Linked DNA regions of Homo sapiens: regions 1, 2, 3, 5, 6 and 7 are each linked to region 4. The links are chromatin contacts, found by Hi-C or POLR2A ChIA-PET in ENCODE. All regions are on one chromosome and are shown on one strand. Each heading gives the region's core, a stretch centred on a gene start or an enhancer-like site at or near the end of the contact. The rest is flanking DNA. Distances are from core to core; before and after follow the strand shown. Region 1 holds the start of PABPN1 (poly(A) binding protein nuclear 1). Region 2 holds the start of C14orf119 (chromosome 14 open reading frame 119). Region 3 holds the start of PSMB5 (proteasome 20S subunit beta 5). Region 4 holds the start of METTL3 (methyltransferase 3, N6-adenosine-methyltransferase complex catalytic subunit). Region 5 holds the start of PPP1R3E (protein phosphatase 1 regulatory subunit 3E). Region 6 holds the start of HAUS4 (HAUS augmin like complex subunit 4). Region 7 holds the start of TEP1 (telomerase associated protein 1).

The links. A loop is a pair of places that touch in the nucleus more often than their neighbours do. ChIA-PET counts read pairs that join two places held with the same protein, here RNA polymerase II (POLR2A). Pooled maps may share reads with other maps.
Region 1: a pooled map shows a loop between it and region 4 (12-fold over the local background). The contact joins the promoter of PABPN1 here to the promoter of METTL3 in region 4. A Hi-C loop is called at or near these places in 7 of 50 pooled maps. POLR2A ChIA-PET finds 5 or more read pairs at or near these places in 3 of 52 experiments (OCI-LY7, activated B cell and activated T-cell).
Region 2: a pooled map shows a loop between it and region 4 (20-fold over the local background). The contact joins the promoter of C14orf119 here to the promoter of METTL3 in region 4. A Hi-C loop is called at or near these places in 1 of 37 single-sample maps with no recorded cell type and 7 of 50 pooled maps. POLR2A ChIA-PET finds 5 or more read pairs at or near these places in 1 of 52 experiments (HEK293T).
Region 3: a pooled map shows a loop between it and region 4 (15-fold over the local background). The contact joins the promoter of PSMB5 here to the promoter of METTL3 in region 4. A Hi-C loop is called at or near these places in 1 of 37 single-sample maps with no recorded cell type and 7 of 50 pooled maps. POLR2A ChIA-PET finds 5 or more read pairs at or near these places in 1 of 52 experiments (H1).
Region 5: a loop to region 4 is called in a pooled map, with 10 times the contacts of the local background. The contact joins the promoter of PPP1R3E here to the promoter of METTL3 in region 4. A Hi-C loop is called at or near these places in 1 of 37 single-sample maps with no recorded cell type and 10 of 50 pooled maps. POLR2A ChIA-PET finds 5 or more read pairs at or near these places in 2 of 52 experiments (HEK293T and activated T-cell).
Region 6: a pooled map shows a loop between it and region 4 (5-fold over the local background). The contact joins the promoter of HAUS4 here to the promoter of METTL3 in region 4. A Hi-C loop is called at or near these places in 1 of 50 pooled maps. POLR2A ChIA-PET finds 5 or more read pairs at or near these places in 2 of 52 experiments (PC-9 and activated T-cell).
Region 7: a pooled map shows a loop between it and region 4 (4-fold over the local background). The contact joins the promoter of TEP1 here to the promoter of METTL3 in region 4. A Hi-C loop is called at or near these places in 1 of 37 single-sample maps with no recorded cell type and 4 of 50 pooled maps. POLR2A ChIA-PET finds 5 or more read pairs at or near these places in 1 of 52 experiments (activated CD4-positive, alpha-beta T cell).

The regions. Positions count from the first base shown.
Region 1 is chr14:23,319,941-23,323,012 of GRCh38, forward strand. PABPN1 (poly(A) binding protein nuclear 1) reads left to right here and starts at 1,517. Exons shown (of 7, transcript NM_004643.4): 1 at 1,517-1,880; 2 at 2,241-2,355; 3 at 3,059-3,072. The coding sequence starts at 1,530. BCL2L2-PABPN1 (BCL2L2-PABPN1 readthrough) reads left to right here. Exons shown (of 8, transcript NM_001387346.1): 4 at 2,241-2,355; 5 at 3,059-3,072. RefSeq lists enhancers at 608-1,258, 947-1,016, 1,270-2,081, 2,082-2,891 and silencers at 1,417-1,846, 1,907-1,976.
Region 2 is chr14:23,094,210-23,097,177 of GRCh38, forward strand. It overlaps C14orf119 (chromosome 14 open reading frame 119), which reads left to right and starts at 1,296. Exons shown (of 2, transcript NM_017924.4): 1 at 1,296-1,410. ACIN1 (apoptotic chromatin condensation inducer 1) reads right to left here and starts at 927. Exons shown (of 19, transcript NM_001386863.1): 1 at 766-927. The coding sequence starts at 903. RefSeq lists enhancers at 668-977, 683-1,206, 1,018-1,097, 1,118-1,327, 1,207-1,730.
Region 3 is chr14:23,033,456-23,036,554 of GRCh38, forward strand. It overlaps PSMB5 (proteasome 20S subunit beta 5), which reads right to left and starts at 1,445. Exons shown (of 3, transcript NM_002797.5): 1 at 1,229-1,445; 2 at 1-219. The coding sequence starts at 1,426. RefSeq lists enhancers at 1,171-2,370, 1,171-1,840, 1,625-1,919.
Region 4 is chr14:21,509,685-21,512,970 of GRCh38, forward strand. It overlaps METTL3 (methyltransferase 3, N6-adenosine-methyltransferase complex catalytic subunit), which reads right to left and starts at 1,656. Exons shown (of 11, transcript NM_019852.5): 1 at 1,440-1,656. The coding sequence starts at 1,539. RefSeq lists an enhancer at 1,699-1,938.
Region 5 is chr14:23,301,236-23,304,234 of GRCh38, forward strand. PPP1R3E (protein phosphatase 1 regulatory subunit 3E) reads right to left here and starts at 1,624. Exons shown (of 5, transcript NM_001276318.2): 1 at 925-1,624; 2 at 63-623. The coding sequence starts at 1,341. The coding sequence ends at 201. RefSeq lists an enhancer at 71-260 and silencers at 321-750, 761-820, 901-1,410.
Region 6 is chr14:22,955,623-22,958,896 of GRCh38, forward strand. HAUS4 (HAUS augmin like complex subunit 4) reads right to left here and starts at 1,468. Exons shown (of 10, transcript NM_001166269.2): 1 at 1,294-1,468. MIR4707 (microRNA 4707) reads right to left here and starts at 1,407; the gene lies at 1,328-1,407. RefSeq lists enhancers at 1,160-1,289, 1,672-2,251, 2,252-2,830 and a silencer at 2,630-2,990.
Region 7 is chr14:20,412,196-20,415,214 of GRCh38, forward strand. TEP1 (telomerase associated protein 1) reads right to left here and starts at 1,306. Exons shown (of 55, transcript NM_007110.5): 1 at 1,210-1,306. It also overlaps the pseudogene RNA5SP382. RefSeq lists enhancers at 144-1,060, 170-339, 890-959, 1,460-1,509.

The DNA.
Region 1 (3,072 bases), core at 267-2,766, 1.8 Mb after region 4:
ACCATGTTTGTTTAACTTTTTGGTTGGGCTATATGTATCTTTCGAACTGTAGGTTAGTGTGCCCACAAAAATTTCTCTTGCAAACGTACACTGCCATTCCTTTCTTTTTAATAAATGTGTAGGACTGCTACCAAAATATGGCAGTCCTGCCTTCCAGGGCTAGGTCTCATTGGTACTTGGGGTGCAGGGGTGTAGTGGGAACCTGCCAGGAGAAATTCCTCTGGGATCTTGGGGGCTTGAGGGCTTAAATGAAGGGTGGCACCCAAATCCCCAATCAATGCCTGTTCAATCAACAAACATCTAACAGGACATTATGTGGTAGGCATATTGCCAGGCCGTGGAGATGCGAATATAAATAGGAACCGGCCCCTCATCTGCAGGCGCTCACAACCTAGTTAGGAAACAGTAAAACAATTAAGCGCGCCGTGGAGATAGGCCCACTTGTCCTGGGAAATGAGGGGAAGCTGGGGTTTGCAGTGGTTTGATTGAAGGGGGACTACATGTTAGAGGCACAGACTGGGTGCAGGTACACCCAAAGGAACGAGAAGAGTGGAAGGAAACAACATCCACAAAGTAACCACATGCTGGCGTATCGAAGGCCGTGATTTACGGTTTTGAGACTTTACCTCGCCAGCAAAGGGGGGCCAGTCTGTTAGCGGTGCAGATTGGAGGGGTGACATTGGAAGCTGTCCAGGAAAAAGAAAATGGAACTGGGGAGCAGAAGGCCTACGCAAGAGGGCGGGACAGACAGGACTTGTGACTAGTAGCTCTGGACTGAGGAATCCTCCCTGCTTTCTGGTGCGGGAGAGCTAGTGGATGATGGTGCCAATAACCTGGATGGGGAAAGTAAGCTCCCTCCTGGAATGCTTCATTCACAACCTCCATTTTCAGCAACATCCCATCTACTGGTGCTTCCTGGTCGAGATACAAGTTTCCTGAAACTGCTGCTCTGTTTTGGGCCTCACCCGGCCAACAGCTCACTAGCTGGCAAGCAGTAGTATCAAGATGGCGGCCCCCTAGGACTGGCTAGTCATGTGACCTCGGGTTTCCCAAGTTTGAAGCCCGGCAGTCCTTTCGGGGGCAAGGTTCACCTGTCACGAAACGAGTGTCACCCCTTCGACTCTCGCAAGCCAATCGGCATCTGAGACTGGGCCACTGCGGTGAGGCGATCGGAAGATTGGTCCTTTCCAGTCGCCTAGCTAGGGCCAATCACGGAGCGTCCCATACTTCGCGGGCCCGCCCGTAGGCCGGGGAGAAGCAGGAATATCGTCACAGCGTGGCGGTATTATTACCTAAGGACTCGATAGGAGGTGGGACGCGTGTTGATTGACAGGCAGATTTCCCCTACCGGGATTTGAGAATTTGGCGCAGTGCCCCGCCTTAGAGGTGGGGCCTTATTTGATTGCCAAGTAATATTCCCCAATGGAGTACTAGCTCATGGTGACGGGCAGGCAGCTTGACTAATGAGTCCTCGGCGTGGCCGGCGCAGCTCTCCAATCGCCGGGCGGCGGGCCCCAGTCTGAGCGGCGATGGCGGCGGCGGCGGCGGCGGCAGCAGCAGCGGGGGCTGCGGGCGGTCGGGGCTCCGGGCCGGGGCGGCGGCGCCATCTTGTGCCCGGGGCCGGTGGGGAGGCCGGGGAGGGGGCCCCGGGGGGCGCAGGGGACTACGGGAACGGCCTGGAGTCTGAGGAACTGGAGCCTGAGGAGCTGCTGCTGGAGCCCGAGCCGGAGCCCGAGCCCGAAGAGGAGCCGCCCCGGCCCCGCGCCCCCCCGGGAGCTCCGGGCCCTGGGCCTGGTTCGGGAGCCCCCGGCAGCCAAGAGGAGGAGGAGGAGCCGGGACTGGTCGAGGGTGACCCGGGGGACGGCGCCATTGAGGACCCGGTGAGGGAAGGAGGGCGAGCGAGCAGGCCGGCGGCTGGCCGGCCGGGTCACTGGAGGCCCAGAGCTCGGGCGAGCGGGTGGCAGGCGGGGGGTGGGGTTGGGCGGGGAATAACGTGGCTGGGGCCGGGTCGGGCCGGGGATGGGTCAGCGATCACTACAAGGGGCCCGACTGGCTTGATTCGGGCGTCACGGTTGCCTAGTGTTGTTCTAGAGAGGGTAGCTTTTCTTTTATCACGACCCTCGCATGGGGCGAGGGAAATGGCCGAGCATGGCTGAGGCCGCGCTCTGGCCGAGAGCAGGGCACAGCCCCTGCGTTGGTTCCTCTTAAGCTGTCCTCCATACCCTCCCCACTTATATTAGGAGCTGGAAGCTATCAAAGCTCGAGTCAGGGAGATGGAGGAAGAAGCTGAGAAGCTAAAGGAGCTACAGAACGAGGTAGAGAAGCAGATGAATATGAGTCCACCTCCAGGCAATGGTGAGTAACTGGCGGTTGCACGCGGAGCCCGGGTTCTCGGGTTGGAAGGGTTGTGGGGAGGATGGGGAATGTGGGGTTAGATACTCGGCACCCTGGAGCTGCTTGTCTGAGCTATTATGACTGTGCCGCGGTCATAGTCCGTTGTGTGTTCCTCTGACCTTTGTGAGGCAGAACGTATATTTTGGTGGTGGTAGCCTTGTGCCTCCCTTTGTGCCTGTTATAATTGTGTTGCTCTTTGTTCTTAGTCTACGTCTATCTTTCTTTGTAGAGGTTGCGTGCTCGCATTTGACCTTCAAATCTAATAGTTTTTCCTCCAATTGGAGACGCTTTAGGATTCTAAGAGAAAGCAAGCTGCAAGGGGTTTCCCCTTTAATCTAGAAATGTGGAGTCTCAGCCCACTTAATTTTGCTCACTCTTAAAAGCATTTCAACCAAAGCCATTCATTAGGGATTTGATTTGGAGGCAGGAGGGATTCCTATACTGTTTTAAGTGTGTATTAATTCTTTCAATTTATTGAATATTTAGTGAGTACCTGCTATGCACTAGGCACTATTCTCGGTTGTGGGTACAGCAGGGAACAGCACAGACCAAAATCTTTGCCTTCACTGAGCTTATGGGATAGTGCTGGTGGTGGAAGTGCAACATATTGGTCAAGTAGAAAACAAGTGTGTGGTTTTTGTAAAAAATTATTTTTTCCTGATAGCTGGCCCGGTGATC
Region 2 (2,968 bases), core at 46-2,545, 1.6 Mb after region 4:
TACCTGCCACGTATCCTGTTGAACTCTAATTAAAACCAAGACATCCTCATCTTCCCTTCTTTAAACCAAACCTATACACTTGAATCGAGCTACACCTACCTCATGACAATCCCACCTTAATCTACTCAAACCGATTCAAAATCCCCAATATATATCAACCTGCCTCGCCTCTCTCACCAATATTCACCAAACTCTTAACCACCCAAATTGCCACTAGATGCCACTAAATTAGAGACCTCTCTCTCATCAAGTCCCTTCAAATAAAGGTCTCTCTTCATCTCACCTCCTCATCTAATCGAGCAGACATTTTACCCTACCCCAGTCCTATTCGTGCAGATACCGATACCAACCCCATCCACCCCTTCGCGCAACTATACCCCTAACTCCGACCCAGCCCAACTCGCCCCCCTCAGGCCAGCAACGCCGTAGGTTGTAGTGGGATTTAACTCCTTCTGCAGCGCATGCGCCGAAACCACAGATACAAACAAGGAGGGGGTGGGGGAAGGAGGAAGGAGCTTAAGACACTCCTGGAGAGTAGTGCACACCCTCCCATTTGGGCTCGCGCTGCTGCCGTTAAGGCGGGAACCGGCGCGATCTCCATTCCAGCGCGAACCTCATCAACCACCGTGCGCGCGGATCCAGAGGCTCGCGCTGGCGGCCTGAGCGAGCTCGCGCCGAGCCCGGATACTGCGCCTGCGCCGCGGCAGAGGCTCGTCTCTACCGGGTCCGCTCTCCTCCGACACCCCAGCAACGCCGACTCCTCACCCCTTTGAGCCGCTTGACCAGGGCACTCTTCTGCCCGCTCTTGGCTAGGCCTCGCTGCTCCAGTGCGGCCTTCAGGTCGGTCACCCGCAGCGCCTGAAGAGGCTTCCCGTCCAGAGTCACCTCCTCCAGCTCCGCCATCTTGCGTGAGGTACTCGGGTCCGTCCCGACGGCTTCGGGCATCTTCGGTAATTTCCGCCAACGCCCTTCGAACGTACCGAGATGACCCCGCCCACTGCCATACTCTACCCCTCGATTACCACTCAGAACTCCCCGGGTTCCTCCGGATGTCCTCGGATGTTTCCGTCTCCACATCGTTACCAATCAATTCTTTCCATCCGCCCTGCAGCGCCCCTTTTCTCGCCCTGCTTTCAGGCTCGGTTTTCTTCGTCTTGCCGAAGCTTTGAATCGAATATATTCGGAAACCCTCGACCCTGGTATAACCATAATCGGAGATGTTCGTTTATTTCCGGACCTAGAGATGAGGCGCTGGGGCGCTTGGGTGTTTGGGGCGGGTCCGAGGCCGGAAGTGCGTGGGCTGCCGGGCTGGCCCAGCTTAGGGTTTTCAGGAAATTTGGAAGCTGCCGCAGTAGTTGGAGTCTAAGGACTCGTGACAATCTTCGGGTGCCCTTCGAGAGAAAAGGGGAGGTAAGCGGGGTAGAAGTACCTCTATGGGCCGGGTCAGACTCGGTGTTTGCGGATTACCTTAATAGGGCAAGCCCCCCACTCCTTAACGCAAACAGCTTCTGCCCTCTGTCCTCTGAATCATAGCCACTCCCATCTTAGGCTTTTTTTGGGGAGGGGCGGGGGGCTGGTGCGGAATCGGAATAACAAGCTCCGTGGGGGTGCGCAAGAAGCATCGCCGTGTCTTCGGACCCAGACTATGAACTGATCTATGACGCTGAACTTGAGTTTGAGTTTGCCTTGGAAGCCATGTGGCAAGATTCTGGGAAAGTTCTTCCTTGCTCCGCAGAAGAGAGTAAGTTCCCTTGGAGGAACTGCTTCCTGTAGGGCAAGAACTGGAAAATGCAAGCGCCCTGAACTTTTTTGGTACTTGAACTAATATTAATTGTTTAGGGGCTTCTTTCTTTGTCACTACCAATCCTCCAACTTGATGCAGAAGAAACACAAACAGTAAAATAGGTCACAGACAAATAGTTTAGAGATTTAAGAGATACGTTAGAGATTTAAGAGACTGAAAACTATTAAAGTCAAATTGGCTGATCTTTCCGTTGCATTCATGATGCAAAATCAGTGGCAAGGTGCCGGGCGCGGTGGCTTACGCCTATAATCCCAGCACTTTGGGAGGCCGAGGCGGGCGGATCACTTGAGGTCAGGAGTTGGAGACCAGTCTGGCCAATATGGTGAAACCCCGTCTCTACTAAAAATACAAACAAATTAGCCGGGCGTGGTGGCGTACGCCTATAGTCCCAGCTACTCGGGAGGCTGAGGCAGGAGAATCGCTTGAACCCAGGAAGCAGTGGTTGAGATCACGCCATTGCACTACAGCCTGGGTGACAGAGCAAGACTCCGTCTCAAAAAAAAAAAAAAAAAAAAAAAAAATTGCAAGGCACCAATAGATACCATACTAAAAAAAAAAAAAAATTTTTTTTTTGTCACTCCACTCTGGGTCCCTCCACTCTGACGCAGGCTGGAGTGCAGTGGCGCGATCAGGGCTCACTGCAGCCTCAACCTCCCGGGCTCAGGTGATGCTCCTACCTCAGTCTCCTACGTAGCTAGGACTACAGGTAGGCACCTCTACGCTCAACTAATTTTTTTATTTTTTGTAGGGATGAGGTTTTGCCATGTTGCCCAGGCTGGTCTCGAACACCTGGGCTCAAGCGATCCTCTTGCCTCGGCCTCTCAAAGTGCTGAGATTACTTTGGAAGTGCAAGAACCACCGCGTCTGGCCCATACTAAATATTAAGGACAATTGTTTAAAGACATGGATTGTCATAAAATAGTATAACACTTGTTAGATCTCTAAGCCAACAAACCAACTGGACTCTTTTTTAAGAACGTCTCAAACACCCGGGCTTCTGGTTCTTTCATGCGTTACCTTATTTTGAGCAAGGTCCTTACTCTGCTTTTTAACTTTTCCTGGTGCTTTACAGGAAATGTAAGGAGGTAACGGATGTTATGGAGTTGTTGGCATATTTCAGAGGCTTATATGCACATTGAAGGCTCTTTCATCATAAATAATGTT
Region 3 (3,099 bases), core at 195-2,694, 1.5 Mb after region 4:
GGAGGCAGCTGCTACAGAGATGCGTTCCTTATTTCGAAGCTCATAGATTCGACATTGCCGAGCCAACAGCCGTTCCCAGAAGCTGCAATCCGCTGCGCCCCCAGCCATGGTGCCTAGCAGGTATGGGTTGATCTCTATCACCTTCTTCACCGTCTGGGAGGCAATGTAAGCACCCGCTGTAGCCCTGGAGTCAGCTGCAACTATGACTCCATGGCGGAACTGTTAAGATCAGAGGAAAACACAAAACAGGCCACATAAGACCACAAAAACACTCCTACATACTTCTTTTTGCATCAATCCAAACCCAGCACATCTCTTTCTCCGTCCTTTTATACTTCACAGTATACTTCTATACTTCACCATATATTAATGTCACCCGAGCTTCACATCAATCCCTTGACATGGATATAACCCATATTAAATTCATTTTATAGGATGGGCGTGGTGGCTCACTCCTGTAACCCAGGCATTTTGGGAGACCAAGGCGGGAGGACCGCTTGAGGCCAGGTGCTGGAGACCAGCCTGGGCAACACAGGGAGATCCATCTCTACAAAAAGTAAAAAAACTTAGCCTGTCGTGGTGGTGTGTGCCTATAGTGTCAGCTACTCTGGAGGCTGAGGCGCTGGAGCCACTGCACTCCAGCCTGAGCGACAGCGAAAAGCCCTGTTTCAAAAAAAAAAAAAAAACAAATCATTTTATAGATGAGGAAACAGGTTCAATGAAATCAAATGATTTCTCAATCTAGAGCTAGTTATTGCAGAGCTGGGCAAGGAACCCCAAATGTCTGATTCTTAGTACAATGCTTACCCTCACCACGCTTCCCCTTCATGCCAGTTTCAGTTACCCCTGCCTTGAGGGGCCGCCCAGTTTCCAAAACTTTGGTAAACGTTTACAATAGCCTTCCCTCGGCCAAGATTCATTGTTGTTGCGGCCTTTCCCAGCTAGAAGATCCTGAACAGCAGCAACCTGGGGTCGCCTAGGAATCAACCCAAGAGGCCTCACCTTCCTCCCCCGACTTACCCCCGGCCCCACCGCCACCCTTTCCAACCAGAGCAAAGACAGGGGCCTCCTGGGCCAATGAGACAGCAAAACTGCTGCGGTCCGAACGAGAGGACCCAGCCTCCGCCTGGGTTGGTGGCCAAGGCCACCGCAAACTCCGGTCAGGCTGGGAGGCCAGGCAAGTCGCGGGCGTTCAGTACTCAGCCTGGCAAGGGGGCTGGCTCCACACCTTGAAGGCCAGGGTGGTTGTTCCATGAAGCATTTCGATTCCTGGCTCTTCTGGGACACCCCAGCCTGGCGCGGCCAGGCTCAGACCATCACTGAGACTCCCTGGACCTAGATCCAGCAGATCTGCACGACCCCCAAGTCCGAAAAACCCGCGCTGGTTCACCGGTAGCGGTCTCTCCAACACGCTGGCAAGCGCCATGTCTAGTGTGGGCAGAAAGAACTAATTCTGAGAACGCCTAGCAAAGATAGGCCGGGCAACGCCTCGCCGTCACAGCTTCACTTCCTATTAAATCTATTCCGGAATGGAGCCATTTTGACTGCTGGCAAGCACGCCTCCAAAAAGAAGAGCCAGATGCGAAAGACCATTTTCACTGAAGGGGGTCGGGGAAATAGATGGCTTCACTAACCTTAAATTCTAAAAGGACGTACCTGCCATCTTGGCTTTGGTCATGCAAGTAGTCCTGGATCAGAATAACCTCAAAATCACAGGAAGTGACTGAAAACGTCCATGTTGCGTAAGGGAAGTGAGGTCGGCCATCTTTGAGAAGGGCGTGACTGGTTGAAAATCGGTTCTGAACCCTTAGCGGTGAGTCCTCCCACTCCAGCCTGGTGTCCAAGCAACAGGTTACATCGCTGCTGCTTCAGCACCTTGTTAACGCGCCTGAGGTTGCCATCTTGTTTAAGGGCACCTTCTAAAATTGGGTAAAATAATGATCCATTCTGAGGCCATTTCCCTATATTAGTTAAACCACAGCAATTAGTGGTAAAACAACGCAACAAAATAAAAGTGCTATACCTCTTGTTGTCAGTCGCCATACAGCAACCCTTCTTTAACAGTAACCGGTTATTAATATCCAATATTCGTTCTCTTGACTCCTACCTTCTGGTGGAAATTCGAATAAGTAATGAATTGCCTAAAAGGCAGATGGAAGAAGAAAAAGCAAAGGGTCCAGTTAATCCACAAACTAGATTCTCAGTTCAGACCTGAATAAGTGTCAGTAGTAATTTACCATCTCAGAGACGGGAGGACGGTTGAGACTGCATAAATATGTACCAAGAGATTCTCTAACTTCAACTTGCTAAGATGATGCCTTTTATTCAGGAACATACTATATTTCATTGCCTCTTCCTCCCTCCACCCACCTTCATTTTTCAAATCTTTTGGGAACTATAACAAACCGGGAAGTGTGCATATGTATGAAATGTTGCCTCCTGCTTTATGGTTCTATGAAGTCAGTCTCTGGCCTTCCTTGTTGGATTCTAGCAGCAACATCTATCAACACCGAAATTCCACTTTCCTCTGATGCCCAGTTCGGCCCCATCTTTCCCCCAGCAGACTCTGCATATGCTGTATTGTTTTTGTTTGTTTGTTTGTTTGTTTTTTGAGACCAAGTCTTGCTGTGTCCCCCAGGCTGGAACACAGTGGCACGATCTCTGCTCACTGCAACCTCTGCTTCCCAGGTTCAAGCGATTCTCCTGCCTCAGCCTCCCGAGTAGCTGGGATTACAGGCGCCTGCCTCCACAACAGGCTAATTTGTGTGTGTGTGTGTGTGTGTGTGTGTGTGTGTGTGTGTGTGTGTGTTTAGTAGAGACGGGGTTTCACCGTGTTAGCCAGGATGGTCTTGATCTCCTGACCTCGTGATCCACCCACCTCGGCCTCCCAAAGTGCTGGGATTACAGGCATGAGCCACCGTGCCCGGCCTCACGCCTGGCTAATTTTTGTATTTTTAGTAGAGATGGGGTTTCACCATATTGGCCACGCTGGTCTCAAACTCTTGACCTCAGGTGATCCGCTTGTTAGCCAGGATGGTCTTGATCTCCTGACCTCGTGATCCACCCACCTCGGCCTCCCAAAGTGCTGGGATTACAGGC
Region 4 (3,286 bases), core at 406-2,905:
AGAGACGCTATCTCAAAAACAAAAGCAAAAAAAGTCGTTGGCATCATTTATGCACATTTTTAAAAAGTTTCAAAACAGGAAACCAAAGAATAGGGGAAAAAACATAACAAAACAAAAAATTGTATCTATAAATAAATCAATGAAGTTTCTAGAGCAAGGGAAAAAAAATTCTCCCTCTTAGGTAATTCAGGAACTACTCTGAGACTTGACTACTAATTATTGCCTGACCATATGACTTGCACTTCTTACTCCACTATCCTCCCCTCTTACCTCTTTAATTATCTAGGTCCTATATAGCCATAAAGGCCAAATTCAAGTGCCAATTCCACTATGATGGTTTTGATGGCTTCACTACCTACACCAGCTCTTGTTACTTCTCTTCATTGTACAGACTGTAGATTCATTCATTTGGTTTCGTACATATATCTTATCATATTCCTCACTTTTTGTAAGCGTCTCCCCTTGAATCCTATGCTTTTTAAACTTCTTGAGGACAGGGGCAATTTCTTCCTTATTTTTGTCTAATTAGACCCATGAACACTGTAGATACTCAAGAAAGGTAATTAATTAGGTGGGAGGATCCTGCCAGTGCATCTTCTATTTCTAGGGGCCAGAATACGAGCACATGAACCTAACATGATCTAGACAAGATTTAGAGATGCAGTTGAAGATACTGACAAATATTGGAACAATCTACCACAAAGGTGATACTGAGTCACTATTTTTGCAGAGCTTTGTTACTAGTTTGCCTTAAATAATTCAGAGTTTGTCCTGAGGGTAGGGAGTGGATAACAGTGAATTTAATCTTTTAAATTTCCTTCAAGTTTTATGATCGTGACACGGGGGCAACAGGAGAAGAGAAAAAGTTTGGAAACCAAACACAAATGTTTTCAGATTCCTGCTAGGTATGTAAATGGCTAAGTCAATGCCGGTAGGGGTACTCATTCAGAAACACCCAGTGCCACTCTGTACGGGCCACTAAATTGGGCACTGCGGATATAAAGGTTCATTCCTCGCTTACTGTACCCACAGCTGCCAAGAAATGACCACTACAAAACAGTCGTTATAACTGAGGGAACAAAGCGCCAAAGCAGCAACAAAAAGGGGTTCTTGCTGCTTCGCGGGATAGGGGGCTGAGCAGCCTCACAAAGGCGACGTCCTCGCAGTCTGAAGAGGAGTGGGCAAGGCGGACGAGGGTGGGGCTCAAGCGTCCGTCCGGTAAAAGTGAGCTGGAAGAACCGAGGCCCAGCGTGAGGAGGAACCGCGAACTACTTGCAGAAGGGCGAACGTCTGCTGCTGAAGGTGGAGAGGGAGTACCAATGTACGAGGCTTTATAGAAATGGCCGTTTGGTAAAGGGCAGTGACTCTGGAGCTTTTTCTCTAGGGATCCCGCCCGTCCTCCCCGGTTGAGCCTCGGCCCCAACAGCCCAGTGCCTCACCCAAGTGCCCCGAGTCCTGCTTCCGCCTCCGCTGCAGCCTCTCCCGCAGAGAGTCCAGCTGCTTCTTGTGGGCCTGGATAGAGCTCCACGTGTCCGACATCCTAGTCTCCCAGCCCTGACACCTCTCGAATAAGGCGCGGCGGACTAGCACCTCCCAGCACTCGCTCCAGGATATAGCCAATTCTCACGCGGACACCCCGAAGGCTAACCGGAAAATGACCCCTGGAGCTGAGCAAGACAGAAAAGTCATTTCCGGTGTCGCGCTTTCTTGGAAGCTATAAAGAGCCACGTTAGGTGTTGGCAGAGCGGCCGGTATAGTCCTCATACCCGCTCTCTCATGCTTCCGGACACAGTGAGGCTGTGGTTGCCATGTTGGTGACTGGCAGAGCGGCCATGTTGCTTATAGACGCGCATGCGGCCATGTTGAATATTCGGAGAGGAGTCCTGAGAGTTGACTTGTGTTAAAGTAGCACTCGTAGAGAGCAACACCATATAGTACAGTTTTGGGGGTTTTTTTCTTTTTTTTTTTTTTGAGACGGAGTTTCACTCTGTCGCCCTGGCTGGAGTGCAATGGCGCGATCTCGGCTCACAGCAACCTCCACCTCCCGGGTTCAAGTGATTATCCTGCCGCAGCCTCCCGAGTAGCTGGTATTACAGGCGCCCGCCACCACGCCCGGCAGATTTTTTGTATTTTTAGTAGAGACGGGGTTTCACTGTGTTGGCCAGGCCAGTCTCGAACTCCTCACCTCGTGATCCGCCCTCCTTGGCCTCCCAAAGTGCTAGGATTACAGGCGTGAGCCACCACACCCGGCCATAGTACAGATTTTTAAGATGAAGGATCACTAGTTCCTTTTGACAGTTTGGTACTAACATACCTTTTCCACTGAAGGTGGTGTTGGTTTGTTTCCATGCGTTCATTTACAAAAAAATAAAAAACACAACGGTGGTCCCCAATCTGAGGTGAGGAGGGGGCGGTGGTGGGTGCGGGCATGCTTCTTTGTGTTGACGAGGCGTGGGGAAGTGGGGAGGGCTGATGAAGGAAAAATCCGAGAGGTCTTCAAATACGTGATCTCTCTCTTAGGCTAAATTTACAAAGTACGTGTAATCTATTAAAATCGGGTTCCGACACTAAGAGGGCTTTGAGGTCCTGGTTGCGTTGTGTTTTTTGTTATGAGAGCTACCTGCATGAGTGTGTTCAGTTTGTGAAATGTAATTGAGCTGAACATTTTGGTGTGCACTTTTCTGTATGTGTAGTAAACTTAAATACAAGGTTGGTGGTGGTGGTTTTTCCTACAATCCTTTCTTTCTTTCTTTTTTTGACACATTTTCTTTTTTTTTTTTTTTTGAGATGGAGTCTCACTCACTCTGTCACCCAGGCTGGAGTGCAATGGCGTGGTCTCAGCTCACTGCAACCTCCGCCTCCTGGGTTCAAGCGATTCTCCTGCCTCAGCCTCCCGAATAGCTGGGATTACAGGCGCGTGCCACCACACCTGGCTAATTTTTTTTATTTTTAGTAGAGACAGGGTTTCACTATGTTGGCCAGGCTGGTCTCGAACTCCTGACCTCGTGATCTGCCCCTACGATCTGCCCCCCTGCCTCAGCCTCCCAAAGTGCTGGGATTACAGGCGTGAGCCACCGAGCCTGGCCTGACACAGAGTTTCATTCTTACTGCCCAGGCTGGTGTGCAGTGGTGTGATCTCAGCTCACTGCAACCTCCACCTCCTGGATTCTAGCTGCCTCAGCCTACCTAGTAGCAGGTATTACAGGGACCTGCCACCATGCCCAGTTAATTTTGTATTTTTAATAGAGATGGGGTTTCACCATGTTGGCCAGGCTGGTCTTGAACT
Region 5 (2,999 bases), core at 374-2,873, 1.8 Mb after region 4:
TTGGTTCCGCTCACTCCCCCCGCCCCCACGCCCCCACGCCCCCACGCCCCTGATTTCCCCACCCTTTTCGCCCTCCCCGGCTTGACTCCCTTGGACCGCTCCCGCCAATCCTGGTCTCTCCTACTCCTCCCCGCCACATCGGGTCGCCCCGCCCCCGGGTGCCTTTGGTGTTTTCCGCCGTCGGCCGCAGGCGCCTCGTCTCAGATAAAGTGGATCCAGCCCTGCGGCTCCGGAGCTCCGCCACTGCCCGGGTGCTCGGGCCCACGTAGAGCATAGTCACGGCCGCCGTTGTTGTCCCAGAACTCGTGACCTGTCACACGGTAGCGCAAGGCGAAGAGCAGGGCGCCCCCAATCGGCGGCGCGGGCAGGCGGAAGGCGAAGCGGTCGGCGCGCGGCGGGGGCGGGGCCGGACCGGCGTAGGCGGCTGGCGCCTCGCGTTGGCTCCGCCAGCCGTCGGCGCTCCAGCGCACGCTCACGCGCTTCTCGTAGGCCAGGTCCACCACGCGCGCGCTCCCGGCCACGCCCAGCGGGCCCGCCTCGGCGCGTTCCAGGCAGATGCGCTGCGTCAGCAAGCGGGCGGCGAAGCCGGGCTCGCTGGCCGGCTCCAGGGCGGCGCGCGCCTCCTGGGGGAAAGAAGAAGCGGGAGGAGGGAGCCCAGGGCGGAGAGAGGGGAGAGACAGGGGGCGGTGTCAGAGCAAGGCACTGGACCAATCAGAGGCCGACCCCGGCGTCCAGGCCGGCAGAGTGCGGCCCAGCTGCCAGGGTGGCCTAGAGCCACTCGCAGATGGGGTCCCCAAAAGGGATGGGCAGGCGCAAGCCCAGGGATGGGATGGAGATGGGTGCTCTTTGGCAAATCCACTCCCACAAGCCCGCTGCGGCCGACTGGAGGAGGTCCCCAGGAGGGGAGGTGCCCCCGCCGCCTACCTGGAGGCCGCGGGCGCGGGGCTGGCAGGGCGCGAAGTGGCGGAGGGCGTCCCTCTGCAATTGGATCTGCACGTGGCGGGGCACCCGGGGCAGCTCACCGGGACGGAAGCGGCGCACGACAGCCAGCTCCAACCCCAGTGCGTCGGCGAAACGCACTCTCTTGCGGGTGTCTGGGCTACGGCTGCGGGGCGCCCGGGCCCCGCCGCCTCCGGCTGGTGCAGATCGGGCCCGGCGGCCCCGACTCGGTGCGTGAGCGCGGGATCGGGCCCCGAACCGCGTCCCGCCCTCGCCTGGCTCCTCCTCCGGCTCCTCCTCGAGGCTGGGCCGCTGGCTACGGTAGTAGGCGCGCTCCGTTAGCGCGGCGATGAAGCTCAGGTTGCGGGGAATGTCGGTGCCCGGGGGCCGCTCACGGGACATGGCAGCCCCTTCCCCGGCGGGGCCAGCTCGCAGCGCCACCGCGCTCCCCTCTCTTCCTCTCTCCCGCCCGCCCCGCGTCAGCGCAGAAGTCGCTGGGTCCGCTTCTGCAGCCCCTCGCTGCTGTGTATTCTCCTTGCAGACACCTCCAGGATCCTCCACCTCCCGTTGCTTTGCCTCTCCTCTGTGACCACCCTTCCCTCCCTCTGGCCGTCAGCTTCCAGGGTCTTAGACTATCACATCCTGCCTCCTGCTAGCGGTCTGCTCTGAGCGTGCGCTCAACTGCACTCACCCTCCGGTTCCAAGGCCCTCACGGCCCGGGCGCCCCCGCCCACAGCCCTCTGACAGGTGGCTCCGCTTGTCTTCGCTGCTGCACCAGGGGGCGGGGACTCCACCTTTGCGGTCCCGAGTGAAGCTACTCAACCTTTTAAAAAAAACATCCACGGACGGGACGCGATGGCTCACGCCTCAAATCCCAGCACTTTGGGAGGCCGAGGTGGGAGGATCGCTTGAAGCCTGGAGTTCAAGACCAGCCTGGGCGTCATAGTGAGACCCCTGATCTCTACAATAATAATAATAATAAAATGTAAAAAGTCCTCAACTTTTCCGGCACAGCACAGGAAAGGTTAACGCCGGGAAGAAAAAATAACCTTTCATTTTCTTGCAGGGGAAGGTTCAAAACGCCCAGCATGTGACTTTATCTTTGGGGTTCACTGTTTTCTTTTCTGAAACCTAGGCTCCTGGTTTGGGCAGGGGGTGGTGGTGCGTGCAAAGAAGGAAAGGTCATGAAAGCTAGGTAGAGTCTTTCAAATAGAAGGTGAGAATATGGCACCCGAACTGAGAACTGCAGGAAGACCTAGCTTCTAGTGACCTTGAGCAAGCAAGGCATAACTTCTCTGGAGTCAGTGTTCTCGTGTGTGTGTGTGTGTGTGTGTGTGTGTGAGTGTGAGATGGAGTCTCGCTCTGTCGCCCAGGCTGGAGTGCAGTGGCGTGATCTCGGCTCACTGCAACTTCTGCCTCCCCGGTTCAAGCGGTTTTCCTGCCTCAGCCTCCTGAGTAGCTGGGATTACAGGCGTCCACCACCACGCCCGGCTAATTTTTGTATTTTTAGTAGACACGGGGTTTCACCATCTTGGCCAGGCTGGTCTTGAACTCCTGATCTCAGGTGATCTGCCCGCCTCGGCCTCCCAAAGTGCTGGGATTACAGGTGTGAGCCACCCCTGAACTCAGAGCCATACTCTGAACTCAGTGTTCTTATCTGTAAAAAAGTGGTGGAGTTCTGATTTCTAATCCAAGTGTAAGCCCTTTGAGGGCAGGGGCTTTGTCTGATTCATGGTGAGTTTTAGTATATGGTAGGCACTCAAATTATTGAATGAACAAGCACCCAACAACTCTCTTGGAGTTGGGACTGTGGAATTATAGGTCCAGTGGGAGCTTCCAAGAAGGGCAGAGCTGGCTTTTTCCCCTTTCATTTTTTTTTTTTAACATTAGTGAAAAAAAAAAGTGAAGTTGTTTTTAGTTTTTTTCTAACTTTCCTACTGATCTAATATAGCACTTACAATGTGCTAGGTACTGTTGTAAGGGTTTTACAAATACTAACCCATGTAATACAACCATCAGAGGAATAGAGACTATTATGTCTAGTTTAAAGATGAGAGAAT
Region 6 (3,274 bases), core at 218-2,717, 1.4 Mb after region 4:
GTTTTTTTGTGCTTCTTTTTTTGTCTAAGATCTGTTGGTAGTTTTTTTTTTTTTTATCATTAACTCTAGAATCATCCTTCAGGAATGACAAATCATTCCACACTTGAACAACTGGTTTTCACATAACAGCCTAAGAAAAGAGCACCTGGAGGAAACAGCGTGACAAGAAGACTGACAGTGAGGTCAGTGGCAAAAGAGTAATGCAAAGGTGTAATGTGGCTACAACGAGAACGTGAGCTGTGGGTGTTTTGCCAGAACATGGAGTGCGCTGAAAGGAATGACACCAACACAGGGGCAGTAAAGATGGGCACAGTTTGACCTCAGGAGACAAAAATTTTCCCTTGACATTACTTTTCATGTTTTTGCTCTGCCCCTCCTCTCTGCAAGGTATCAAACTCCAAAGGGCAACTGAGCCTCCCAAAGCTGAACAGGCATTGAAGGTTATTATGATTTAACGCTTCATGTTTATAGAACATTTGGTTTACTCGATCGTTTTATGAGTAACATCAAAGTAACTACTCATTTGTTTTCTAACATGGTCTAGAGGGGGACGCAGCTGAGGAGGCAGAATGCTGGGACTTAATTTGCAGCTCGGCCGGCCGTTGCTTCTGAGAACTTAAGGAAAATGCTTTTTTCTGTGCCAAACTTTTCCCACCTGCAAAACTGAGATAACGATTCCTGCCTTGGATGAGACATTAAGAATTAATAACACAATCGACTTGTCAACAAAAGCCACTACTTAGTTAAGTTCAGTGTTTTAACAATTCTGTTTATCGTTGATCTATGACTGCAAATAAAAAGTTTTGCAGGCAAATTTCGCACTTGGAAATGAAGACCAACCCAAATTCCAAAAAGCTAGCTGTTCGTCCCCCCCTAGGGTAAGTGTCCCCTTGCGTTTTTTAGGGTGCCTTTCTTTACCCTTCTTAAAGGTTACAGGGCGTGAACGGCAATCAGGCTCGATTCTCCACCCTCTGCACTCAGACGTGTTAAAACGCTGCTACAGGGACCCAAGCATTTAAATGTTCTGACTCAGGCGTCTTTTAAATTCTTAGAGCTGTCTTTACACGCTGCACTGAACGTTAAATTGATTTTACAGGTTATTTTCACAAGATATGACCCTTACAGGGCCCGAGATGAATCAAAATGCAGAACGGGCTCTCCGGCGCCTACTTCCCTTCTGTCTGGGCGGCCAAGGATTCCCAAGAGCGACGACGGTCTCCGGCCACTGGCCGGAATGACTCTCCCAGAGCTCCTCTTCCCCGAAGCTCCGCCCGCCGACCCTCTAAAGCAAACCTGCACACCCTGGGGCAGCTGAAGCTCTCAAGGCGGTGCCGAGAACCTCGGCTGGGGCGGGCTGGCCAGCAGCGTCTACACCCCAGAACCCGCCCGCGCCGGGGCTCCGGAACCTCTCGTTCGGGCCGGGCGCAGGGGCTGGGGGAAGCGAGGCCCGGAAAGACCAAGCTGAAAGGCCCGGGAAGGGGAAGGAGCCGAAAGTGCACTAGAGGCCGCGACGAAGGAGGTGGAGGCGGGGCCACACTCGAGGCGGGAACGGCAGGCCCCGCCCCTCGACGGGTGCGCGCTGGGTTCCCAACGCCCTGGGTTCGCATGCTCGGGTGGTGGAACCCGGACTGGGAAACAGGATGGTCTCGGAAAGGCTTTTTTGCCCCTTCTCATTAGTGCCTCCCCAGTGAAGGGCAGATGCTGAGAAAATGGTGGTAATTGCTAACATTTATTGAGGGCCTACGATGAGTCAGGCACTACGCCAAGCATTTTGCTTGCCTTGCCTCGTTTTTTTTTTGAGACGGAGTCTCGCTCTGTCGCCCAGGCTGGGGTGCAGTGGCGCAATATCGGCTCGCTGCAAGCTCCGCCTCCCGGGTTCAAGCAATTCTCTGCCTCAGCCTCACGAGTAGCTGGGATTACAGGTGCCCGCCACCACGCCCGGCTAATTGTTGTATTTTTAGTAGAGACGGGGTTTCACCGTGTTAGCCAGGATGATCTGGATCTCCTGACCTCGTGATCCACCCGCCTCGGCCTCCCAAAGTGCTGGGATTACAGGCGTGAGCTACCGCCCTCGGCCAGGCCTCGTTTAGTTCTTAAAGCGTCCTGTGAGAAAGTCACCATTATACTCATTTTACAGAGGGGGAGAACTGAGGCACAAAGGGTTAAGTTCGAGGTCGCCATTTGGGGGGTCTAAACCTGTCCCAATAGCTCTCGGAAGGAACCTTCCCAGACCTGCCACCCAAGCCGCGTCCTGCGAGTCTCCTCACTAAGGCCTGGCTCTGAGGCGCTGCCGCCCAGCCCAGCCCAGCCCAGCCCAGCCCATGCCGGGCACCATACAGTGCTTCCTCAGGGTCACCTTCCTCTCGAATTCCCACCACAGACTCCCTATTAGCGCGCATTCCTCATTCGCCTGTTTTGTTTGTTTGTTTGTTTGTTTTCTTGGGGGTACGGAGTTTCGCACTTGTTGCCCAGGCTGGAGCGCAGTGGCACGATCTCGGCTCACCGCAACCTCCACCTCCCAGGTTCAAGCGATTCTCCTGCCCTAGCCTCCTGAGTAGCTGGGATTACCCGCACGAGCCACCACGCCTGGCTAATTTTTATATTTTTAGTAGAGACAGAGTTTCACAATATTGGCCAGGATGGTCTCGCACTCCTGACCTCAAGCAATCTGCCCGGCCAAATATCTTTCACCTGTCTTAATCTTTTTTTTTTTTTTTTTCCAGACGGAGTCTTGCTCTGTTGCCAGGCTGGAGTGCAGTGGCGCGATCTCTGCAACCTTCACCTCCCGGGTTCAAGCGATTCTCCTGCCTCAGCCTCCTGAGTAGCTGGGACTACAGGCGGGCGCCACCACGCCCAGGTAATTTTTTTTGTATTTTTAGTAGAGACGGGGTTTCACCACGTTGGCCAGGATGGTCTCAGTCTCCTGACCTCGTGATCCGCCCGCCTCGGCCTCCCAAAGTGCTGGGATTACAGGCATGAGCCACCGCGCCCGGCCCACCTGTCTTAACCTTAAACCCAACCCTCACTCCCACCCACACCTTCGGTGAATTATTTCAAAAATATAAATTTAAAAAAATAAAGAGCTGGGCATGGTGGCTCACGCCTGTAATCCCAGCACTTTGGGAGGCTGAGGCGGGCGGATCACGTGAAGTCAGGAGTTTGAGACCAGGCTGGCCAACCTGGTGAGACCCCCGTCTCTACTAAAAATACAAAAAATTAGCTCCAGAGGCTGAGGCAGGAGAATCGCTTGAACCCAGGAGGCGGAGGTTGCAGT
Region 7 (3,019 bases), core at 56-2,555, 1.1 Mb before region 4:
TACACTTTGCTCATGTCGTTGCCCTATATAAGCCCCCAAGGAAAGGAGTGGGGAAACTCAGAATTGACTCAGATTTTTTTTAAAAGAGATCTCAAGCCAAAAATAAACAGAAAAATAAGGACAGTTTATTTGAGCAACATAGTGAGACTGTCCTATCCTTAAAAGGACAGTCTCACTATTTTGCTCATTTTATTGTTTTGCACCCTGGAGTTTTTGAAAGGAGATTCGGCTGAACCACAAATGGAAAGTTAAAGTTCCGTCCCCACTTCCATCTCTAGTTCCCTTCTCTGGAAGTAAACATTGCTCACAGTTTTATACTAACAGTTTCACAGTTTCTATGCATATGCAAATACATGCCTTCACCATCACCACTGCTTTTGCTTTTGCTTTACACAAACAGGATCATAAGTTAGATGCTATTCTGCACTTAGTATATCTCAGAGACCTTGCCCTGTTAACACATTAATACCCACCTCACTCTTTCCTTTTTTTTTTTTTTTTTTTTTTGAGGCGGAGTCTGGCTCTGTTGTTCAGCTCACTGCAATCTCTGCCTGCCGAGTTCAAGCGATTCTCCTGCCTTAGCCTTCCGAGTAACTGGGATTACAGGCGCCCACCACCATGCCCGGCTAATTTTTTTGTATTTTCAGTAGAGAGGGTTTTCACCATGTTGGTCAGGCTGGTCTCAAACTCCTGACCTCAGGTGATCCCCAACCTCCGCCTCCCAAAGTGCTGGGATTACAGGCGTGAACCACCGCGCCCGGCCTCCACCTCACTCTTCAAGTGGCTGTATGGTAGTCTAGCACATTTAAGCACAGTCTGGGTTTCTATTATCACAAACGGTTCTCATACTACCATTTGTTGGTGACAGCCACTGTCCCCTTTCGATGGGCACACAGGGCAAGGAAGTAAGAGGGGATGATTCTTACGTGGTCTCTCTTCCTGTCCCTCCCTCTCCTTCAGCCTTCTCCTCCTCCTTTCTCACCTCCCCTTTCACGCAGTATACACTCCCTCCCCTTCCCGGAGCCGCCGGGAGGAGCAGGGTGGATGCACCCCTAGCTGAGTCTCGGGTGGTTCCTAACCGGCCCCGCCAGGCACTTCCCACCCAGCTCTCAGCCTCAGAGCCCAGCGCCCTAGACCCAGGGCCAGGGCAAGTTCTGCCTGCGCTCGGACCCTACCTTAGACTGGGGCTGGAAACCCTGGGTGCCTGACCTGGGGCGTCCGATTCCCGCAGCAGGAAGCAGAAACTTCGCTCTGGATTCTGCCGGTGGGAAGGGTGGCAGCCGGGGGAGGAGCCGGATGCGGATCTGAGAAGAGACGGTGCGGGCGGAGACTCTCGGGCCCGGGCGGGGCGCAGCAGCTGCTGGAAGGGCAGCGAGCCGAGGGCCGGGCAAGACGACATGCCAGGGCTGCGACGCGAATGCCCAGGACCCCTGCCGCCTTTTCTGGGGCCCGAGTTTAGTTTGTTATTGTTTCTATTTTTTTTCCCTTTCTGGTCCTATTTTCTCCTGTCCCTAGGGCTTCCCCCTCTACCAAATTCGTCTCCTCTGGCTAATTTTCGTCTTTTTTTCTCCCATTAACTCTTCAAACACCGTTTCCTGGAAAAGATTTTAGCATGCTCGCTGCCTAGCTGTACACCTCTCCTTCCTAATATCAAAGACGGTCAGACTCAATTCATCCTAAAGTTCCTTTGAGGAACTCCTTAAAAGGAGACGGAAAGCGGAAAGCAACCGCCTGTAACCAAGTGTAGACATCAGTCAATCAAAGTTCGCTGAACTGAGAGCAAGTGCCTCCCCTCCTGTTGATCAGAAGAGAGATCCGTGGATCACACAGAATCTATCTGGAGCCATCCTGAATGATTAATGCTGAACCCTTTCCAGGAAGATGGAACCAGGCTTAGGAAAGAGACAAGTGACCCTTAGGTTAATAATCCTAGCTTCATAAAGAGAGGACCAAACATAGTAGCAGGAGAAATATGCTTTCTGCCTTTATATAAAGCAGATTAGCTGTCTTCTGGAAAATATCATTGCTTTCCTTAGAGAGGTACCCTTGAGTCTCAGGTAACAGCTGAGCTTCCGCTCAGAATTGAGGGCATTCTGTCCTCTATTAACTGAGCCAGTACCCCTTTCCTTCCTTAGAAACCTCTATTGCCACCAGTCCCAACACTCCCTGCAATGGTCTTTATGTTTGTGTCTCCCCAAAATTTATATATTGAAACCCTAATCCCAATGCGATGGTATTTAGGGTGGGATCTCTGGGAGGTCATTAGGTCATGGAGTTTAGAATACTCATAAATGGGATTGGTGGCCTCATAAGGAGAGACGGAAGAGCTAGCTAGCTCTTTTTCCACGATATGAGGATACAAGAAAACAGCCATCTGCAATCCCAAGGAAGACCCTCATCTTCAGAGGCAGACCATGCTGGCAATCTGATCTTGGACTTCCATTCTCTAGAACTGTGAGAAATAATATTTGTTGTTTAAGCCACCCGGTCTACGGTAATTTGTTATAGCAACCTGAACTAAAACATTTCCTTTTTATAACAAATATTTTAAAGCTCTTTTTATTTTTCTGAAACATAATTCGTAAAGAATGTAACTTACCCCCACGCACAATTTTAAACCAAAATTTAAAGACAAAAAGTAGAGACAGGGTTTTGCTATGTTGCCCAGGCTCTCTACCTCCAGGGCTCAAATAGTCCTCCTACCTTGGCCTCCCAAAGTGCTTGGATTACAGGCATAAGCCACCATGCCTGGCCAAAAAATTAGTAAAATCTCTTAAAGAGATATAAAGGAGTCTACGGCCATACCACCCCGAACGCGCCCGATCTCCTCTGATCTTGGAAGCTGAGCAGGGTTGGGCTTGGTTAGTACTTGGATGGGAGATAAAAGGAATACTAGAAAGAATATGACTTATAATTAAATACTATATGTTTAGATATGTAAATGTTTGTGTATAACATTCAAGAAGACACAATGTGGTACTCAGATATATGCATCTGTATATAAAATCACCTGGAATGT